Linked DNA regions of Homo sapiens: region 2 is linked to region 1. The links are chromatin contacts, found by Hi-C or POLR2A ChIA-PET in ENCODE. All regions are on one chromosome and are shown on one strand. The core of a region is the stretch at or near the end of the contact, and the rest is flanking DNA. Distances in the headings are between cores, read along the strand shown.

What was found. Hi-C counts contacts between places; a loop is a spot of excess contacts on that map. ChIA-PET counts read pairs that join two places held with the same protein, here RNA polymerase II (POLR2A). Pooled maps may share reads with other maps.
Region 2: a map of mammary epithelial cell shows a loop between it and region 1 (2.7-fold over the local background). The contact joins two enhancer-like sites. A Hi-C loop is called at or near these places in 2 of 168 maps with a recorded cell type or tissue (GM12878 and mammary epithelial cell), 5 of 37 single-sample maps with no recorded cell type and 4 of 50 pooled maps. POLR2A ChIA-PET finds 5 or more read pairs at or near these places in 3 of 52 experiments (GM12878, K562 and MCF 10A).

The regions. Positions count from the first base shown.
Region 1 is chr3:115,999,182-116,003,241 of GRCh38, reverse strand. All of the region lies in intron 3 of LSAMP (limbic system associated membrane protein), which reads left to right. All of the region lies in intron 1 of LOC124906269 (a long non-coding RNA gene), which reads right to left. It overlaps LOC124909414 (a long non-coding RNA gene), which reads left to right. Exons shown (of 2, transcript XR_007096014.1): 1 at 1-2,434. Among named protein-coding and RNA genes, the nearest start is that of SNORD155, 96 kb to the right of the region's middle. Within about 2 kb of position 2,786, at least 3 of the 41 ENCODE cell types and tissues checked have a DNase peak (open chromatin) inside an H3K27ac peak, as active enhancers do.
Region 2 is chr3:116,036,860-116,040,907 of GRCh38, reverse strand. The region is part of intron 2 of LSAMP (limbic system associated membrane protein); the gene reads left to right. All of the region lies in intron 2 of LOC124906269 (a long non-coding RNA gene), which reads right to left. Among named protein-coding and RNA genes, the nearest start is that of SNORD155, 130 kb to the right of the region's middle. Within about 2 kb of position 2,192, at least 2 of the 41 ENCODE cell types and tissues checked have a DNase peak (open chromatin) inside an H3K27ac peak, as active enhancers do.

The sequences.
Region 1 (4,060 bases), core at 1,537-4,036:
CTAACCTACATTTGAGCTTTAGATATGATTTGCAAACTGTGGGACCTCAGTAAAGTGACTTCCTTCAGTCATATAAGGATCTACAAAATGATGCTATCATAGAACTTTCTCATTACTGTTGCACACCGTAAAGAGATAATCTTCATGAAGTACCTTCCACGGTACCTGCCCTGCTAAGCTCTTGATAAAGGTAGTGGCTATATTGTTCCTCCATTAAAATTTCTGAAGTAAAATATTAAAAAAATACTATCACAGTTAACAATAACATGTTTGCATCTTTCCTTCACCCTAGCACTTTAGTTATAGCACTTCTTCTTAACCAGTCTTGAAATGATGGATTTTGTTCCTTCAAACATTGCTCATAATAGATGTGTCAGGTATCCTATTTAAACCCTAATGGTTGTGCAAATATCAGGGCTTATGAAAACCCAAATATGAGATAAAAGAGAAACATTTAACATAATTCAGAGGCAAGCAGCCAAAGTAAGCTGAGGGCAAAAGGTTAGCAGAGAGGACATTTGTCTACAGCTGAGAAACAGAAGCCCATTTTGGTTCCATTTGCATGTACTTTCTTCCTGTCTGGACATTTTGTCCACACAGCTGTAACCTCCACTACCCCTTGGCTAGTATCTCTCTCATAACCTTAATCATGACTTCCCCTTATTCTCTGAGTGCACTGGGATTTTTTTTTCCAAGGGATGCTTTCCTGCTCCTCCAGCAATGTACAGAGGGATGTAGGGGTATGTGGTGCAGCTGGGAAGACAACCAAAACTGCGCATTCAAAAGGCCTGTCAGATGGCATCCAAAGCTTCTTTCAGCCTGGCTTTCTGCCTTTGCATTTCTCCTTCCTAATATCCCCGTGTGTTCTCCAGTGTCTGGCACCAAGAAAATATTCTTCATCTTTTTTTTTCCTTTTATGCTCTAACTTCAAGTTCTTCTCATCTTTAAATGCAAGCTCTAGGAAACAGAAGACTAAGCAACTGCCCTCTCTAGGGCATAAGTGTTAGTAAGCCACACACAGTGGAGTGGGCAATTGCCAGGGGAGCCTGTCTCCTGCTGGTTTGGACCAGGGCAAGGTGAGAATCTGACAAATATTAGCAGAGCTTCTGTGTGAGCTTGATTCCCATGACCTTATGGAATTCTATAATTTTGATTTCAGGATCACTCTAACTCATCATCTATAGAAAGATGATATTGTTTCAAAAGTTAAAGTCAAAGAGAAAAGAAAGAAAAGGATAACATTGTGATGAAAAGTTCGTTAAGAGGAGGGTGATAGACAGAATAATGACCCCCCAAAGATGTCTATATTTGAACCTCTGAAACCTGTGAATATGCTACCTTACATGGCAAAAGGGACTTTGCAGATGTAATTAAGTTAAAATCTAAAGATGAACAAATTAGTTTAGATTATTTGGATAGGCCCAATGTAATCACAAAGATCTTTATCAGAGAGAAGCAGGAAGGTCAGAGTGCCAAGGGAATGTGAAGATGGAAGTGAGGGTTGTAGTTAGAGAGAGAGACTTGAAGATACTACACTGCTGGTGTGAAGATGGAGAAGGCGGCCACAGCCAAGGACTGCAGGCAGCTTCCAGAAACTGGAAAAGACAAGGAAACAGATTCTCCCCCTCAAACCACCAGAAGGAGCTCAGCTCTGCTGACATTTGGACTGTAGCCCAGTGAGACCCATTTTGGACTTCTCACCTCCAGGACTCTAAGATAATAAACTTATATTATTTTAAGCCACTGAGTTTGCATAGCAATAACAAACTAACACAAGCAGTTTCCCCTCAGAGTTCTTCATGGGCAGACACTCAGTTATGTAAAATTAGCTTGAGCTTTTCTGGAAGGAAATAAAAGATACGGAATATATGCCTGTACAGAATTCCTTTTTTTGGCATAATGGTGTATAATGGGGAATTGAAATGCTCTGATCAGTGATGTTAGCACATATTTTATTACTGGTGACTAATATTCAAAGAATTGTATTATGTTCAACTGTAATGCAAAAAATGACAAAGGAAGCTTTTCTGTTTTTTTCTTTTCCTTTTTTTCTTTTCTTTTTTTGTATGATCCACAAAGCACTTTAGGAACTTGCACTGCCTCGGGGTAATCATTGTGAACATCAATTATCATTGTACCATTGAAGCACAGAAGCACCCGCTAGTAATAATATTTCTAGGTGATGAGCACCAGATAAACCATCATTTACTATGATATAGTGCCTTGATTATGCCTGTTAAATTACAACTTTGGGAAAACTGCATAACTGTTTCAGAATTAAAATTTACTCATTTCAGGTATTTGCTTTGAAACACCATGACAACAGAAATAGAATGAGAGATAAAAGGAGGTCCCATGGTTACTCTTAAATGCAGCTCTTAGAATGCTGACATGAGAACTCCTCATCAGTGGTCTCTACTAGAAAAGGGGTTAGGTAAGCAGGTGTTTTGCTTTAGTCTCATTTGGTGAGCATGTGGGGTGTCCTCGACTTCAGGGTTATGAACCTGTCATACAGATACAACATTTTTATTGCCAACACCTGATAACATGTGTTACTTGAAGGAAGAGCCAATATCGTCTTTCCTCACTCCCCTTCTCCATGTGTTATAATTCATAGAACAGAACCAGGTCCACAACAAGTACTCAGTGAATGAATAAGCTAATGTTGAGTTCTTTAAATAGCAGTTGCTGACATTGGTGCAGCCCTCAGTGTACCAGGTGCTTTCCCACACATGGCTTTGGTTGATCACTCAAACACACAGTGAGGTGGCCATCCGCGTTTGAGGAGGTACAGCTGCTGATTCATGATGACTCATAGTCACATAGTCTGCCATGGAATTCTGGTTCCATCATCCCTATCTAGGGGTTCTGGGGAAATTTACTTAACCTTCTCAAGTCTCAGTTTTCTCATCTGCAAATATATATACATATATAGTTCTTGTATCGTCAGGTTGTTGTGATGATTAAGTGAGATGGTTTCCACAGTGGGCTCTAGCATAGAGCCTGGCACTTACAAAGGAGTGTATAAATCATAGATTTTTGCTATTCTCAGTTGGTGCAGGAAAACAAAGAGTAGAGGCATTAAGTGACTTACCCAAAGTCCCTAATACCAAGAGAGAAAATCTGGCTTGAATCTTCTCTTGATACTGGGTAATTATCTGAGTCCAGAAACCATTGTTTAATCTCTCTTTCTTCTTTGTTGTCTCTTCCCAGTGTGCACAGATACATGCACACACACAAACACACACACCACACATACCCCTGCATCACTGCCCAGTTTGAGTTGCTGGGGAGAATGACTGGGGAACGCCACATGTTCTTGTCAGGAACCTGCTAATGGCAGCTGACAGCTGTGCAGTGGCAGAAGCTGTGTGCTTGCAGGGGCCAGTCTCCAACTGAGAGGAGCAGTTTCACACCCAGTCCTAGGAAAGGCATTCAGCTTTTTCCTCCTTCCCATGAGAGCCCGAGGCAGCCTCCCTCCCCACCAACCACTGTGCTCATACAGCGATTAGTTTATCTGCCCTTCAGTAACCTGCTAATTCCAGGTAATGGAAAAAACCCTTCGCAGAAGTGGTTTACCAAACCACCTTCAGGATTCTAAGGAAACAGGGCTTCCTTCACATGTCCAAGGTTTAGAGATGGAGATGGGTACCTTTTCCCATGAATGGTAGCCTCAGGGATTTGAATCTTTTTGTTTTATTCCTCTTTCCCCTGAAGCTCATCCTTCAAACCAGGCTCTTTAATTTAGGACATGACGGGGTCCACATATTAGGATAAGCACAACATATTAGCTCTGCAGGAGCTGCCAGAAAGGACAGTAGCTATTTTGTGCTTTAGGTTTTGAGGAGAAGAGAATTTGACAAATGGCCCGTGTCCTTGGGGGATAACAAAGCAGCAAGTCTAGGGTAGCCAGAGAGGAGAATGATAAAGACAAGGGGAACACTGATATTCAGCTTTCCAAAATCTCTCTTCCCATGGAGGGAAAAGAAACATTGTTCAAGTTGCAAATCCTGCTGCTTGTGATTCGGAAGATTCCTGTCACTGAATATGCAGCTGAGCA
Region 2 (4,048 bases), core at 943-3,442, 38 kb before region 1:
GAAAACAAATTAGCCAGGCATGGCGGCATGTATCTGTAGTTCTAGCAACTCAGAAGGATTGCTTTAGTCCAGAGATTTGAGGCTGCAGCAGGCATGAGCCACTGCACTTCAGCCTAGGCAGCAGAGTAAGACCCTGTCTCTTAAAAGAAAAAAAAGGAAGAAAGAGAAGAAAAGAAAAGTGACCTCATTTACTCTAGCCACTTCAGGTTTCCTAACATGAAGCTGCCTTGGGAGACTCCTCCATGGCCACCTACATTCCATCAAAGGTATTCCAAACGGTGTTATCACAATTTTATTTGAGATTATGTTCACTTCTTTTGTGGAATTGCTAGGGCAGTTAATAATGGCAGAAATACAGAAGTGAGAAACAACCAATGGAATAAGAATGGTGGGTACACAAATAAACAAGAGATGGCATGTAGAGCATGTGCATTTCAAGGTTATGTGTGCTTTATGTAGAGGGAAAAATGAATGTAGTTTTTTTGTCCAGATGAGCTCTACACAGATAGCAGTCATTTCTCCTTGCTTATCTGAGACCGTTGGACAACTGTCACCTCCCTTCATCTCCTTTCAGCGAAGACAGATTGCTCTCATCAGCTTTCCATTCTGAATTCTTCTCCCTTGACCTGTGTCTCTTAAGTCCCATTCTGGCAGTGGGAACATACGCATTGAATTTTCTTCCATCTATAGAAATACTGGAGTGAGGTCAGAATCATAGTGTTTTGCCTGAGAGTTCCCCTCCCCTCAACTGTGTTTACCCAGGAAGGATAAAACTATCCACACATAACAGGAATTTGCTTTCTCTTTGGGTATGTCATTCTACTGTGCACTGTGCTTCAGCGAGCTTTCCATTGCCTTCTGTTTAATTCCACTCCCAGTAAGTAGAAAAGGGGACCAGTTTTTTTCCCCCCCCAAAGAGAGGCAGAGTAAAGAGCTGCTGTTACCTGGAGCGTGGGGACTCAAGATGAGACAGGGCTTTAGCGATGTATGTTGAGGGCAAAAAGGAGGACTTTGAAAGGTGAACCTTAAAGAGACAAGCTGGTCATTGAAAACTAAATTGCCAAACTTGCCTCCAGTGAACAAATGCACCTGCCATTCGTATTGCAGCCAATTTGCTGTTTCTACTTTTATCTCTCTCACGCAGCAGGCTCCAAACTCTCAAAGGTTTTCCTGTGGCCTCTCTTTGTAATGCCCCACCCAGCAGGACTGTTAGATAGAGGCTTCTGTGTAGGCATTTTATTCCCACCTTCTCTCCCACTCATTGCATTAAAATAAATTGAAACAATAATATTCCCAAGAGAAGTAAAGTTCTAAGGAGCAACAGCTCTTCCTCCAAACCCTAATGCTACTGGAAGCTGTCCAGCTTTTCAAGATGGTGCATGGTGCCTCCATAAAATACAGGCACTGGAGCCTAGCCACCAAGGGAGAGACACTCTGTGCTGTTAACACGTTACTTAGGTGTGAAGTAATGCTTTTAAATGTACTCTCACAGAGTGAATAATAGCTTCTGGAGAAAGACTTCCTTTGATGGATGAAATTGTATAAGCAGGGTCTCATCCCCAAAGCATTTTTTGCCATGTGCAGAAATGTTTGATAATGAATGATCATCAAGTGACTAGTTTTAATTACCTAAACAGGAGGGGGAAACACCATCTTTCCATAAAAAGAATTCAGAATGACAAATGTAGATTTGCTTATGTGAAAACATTCAATTCAATCATTTCCAAAAGATTTGTTTCAACATGTATTGTTGAGCTTTCACAATAGCTTACATTTCTCAACCCTGAAAGATGCTTCCAGTTACAGACTTCTAATTCTCTATGCCTGTGGTTCTCTGAAGACACCTCTATACATTTAAATATAGGCTATTGCAAACACTGGCAGGGAAAAAAAGAAAGACCTTGGAACTGCATCAAATATAGGTTGTTTTTATCCTCCCTCTCTCATGAAAACCTGAAGTAAATGCTATGCAAAGTATTCTAATGCTGCCTTAAGGTTGGTATTTTTATTTGCACAAAAGAAACATTATTCAATTGTGGTTTCTCAATCAACTATAACTCTTACCCAATATAAGGGAAGATCTCAGTCTTTTGTCTTATAACATGCAGAAAATGACAAGCATTTGAGCAATATTTCTATTCTGTTGCCCTTCGTGGTCTTTCTGACTTGCACTTCTCTCTCTTACTTTAGGCCAGCCAAATGAACAGCCTTCAATTAAAAGAGGAAGTGCTAAGTGACTGTAGTGTGTATCTCAGAATGAGAGGCGGGTGTATATATATAGCATACATCTCAGAGAAGGGGAGAGAGCTCTCATCTGAGAGCAAAGGAATTAGAAATAAAAAGAAAGTATTCAAGGCATTCCACGGTTCAAGAAATAAATCCTATTTAATGCTTTAGTTTTCTCTACAGAGATGTTACAGATTCAAGTAAATAAAAGTTGCTGGTCACCTGTTACCTCCCAAAAGTGTATGTCCAGAGAGAGGTCTCTGGCCTTCACTGATACATTTATTCATGCTTTCCCTTTCTGTGTTCCAGAGAAATATTTCAAATCACTATTTCTGATGTTCCAATCAGGTGGCACTGGCGTCTTCAGAGATTAGTGACATTTATTATGAATACTTCCTATATTCCAGACATCATGTATTTCACACGCATTATTTTATTTAAAATTTGTAAAGGCCTATAAGTTAATTTTCCCATCCTTCAGGTGAGAAAACTGAAAGATTAAGTAATTTCCCCAAGATTAAATAGCTAGTAAATTGAGGAACTGGGACTGAAACAAGGCTCTGAAACCCAGTGTCTAACCACCAAATTATACACTATGAATACATATTGAAAGAGATAGTCCCCATCCTCTTGGATCTTCAGACATCCTTTGTTCAGGACATTGATCACACTCATATCTTTTATTCTAGATCCCTGGCCTCTTATGTTCATCCATATAAGGAAGCATTAACCATGAGACTATGGAAATTCAGCTCAAGGGTTAGTCCTCCTGGTTCACTTCTAAAATGCTCATCTAAACAGAATAAGCTTATACCACTGAAGTTGAGTACAATCTTGTCATATAGGACATTACTGATATATATATATCAGTATGATTATATATATGATTATATATATGCACATACAAACTATAAAGGTGTGCTAGGCCAAGTATAACCACATAGTCATGGGACATATTCTGCAAGCCCTACATAAAAATCAGTAATGTTACCATACAATTCTGGCTCAATTTTATCTTCCTTTTGTGCTTTCTGAGAAGAAGATTACATAAAAGAAAATATTCTAAGCATATATACCCAATATACTTTCCCTAAATGATTTAGTTAATCCTTGTGTCTGTCCTGGAATCTAGAAAATTGGAATGTTATTTTTATCTCTTTGGAGATAAAGAGACTGAACTATGGAGAGATTTTGTAGCATGAAGGAGCCCTACTGAGAGTCAGAGAAAGTATGGGGCTCAAAATCTAGGTCTCCTGAAGCCTTGCATTTAGTGAATGGGACTGCTCTTAGATAACTGCTTACTTATGTAGGCCAGATCTTATTTTCTATCCAGAGTCACACATTTTCAGTTTGTCCCTCTCACTATTATCCTGAAATCCTCCCTGGTTGGCCTTAAAAATAGCTTCTGTACTAGAAATATATTCAGTGAAATTCCTTTATGTTTTTCTTATGAAGAAATGATTGTTTAATAAGGAAACCTGCAAAATGCCAAATATAGAATTGTTTCACTATGGGAAACTGAGAACATACTTGACCTATGTTTGAAATCTTATTTGTTCTGATAAAGCATAATTTTGTATTTCAGTAAGGGAAACTAATACAGAGGTCCCCGAGTCCTTGCATTGATTATGTAACAGATTTTCCTTAAATAATTCCTGAGGTATTGTCTTTCTCCTCTAGCTGGAGGAAGAAAAAAAGATCTGCAGGTACAAAAGATACCAAGACAGAGAGAAAGCCAAAAATATTATCCAGGACTCATTTATTCCAGCAGCTATGCTATTTACTAGCTAGCATATGCAAATGGAGAGAAACTTGGTTATAG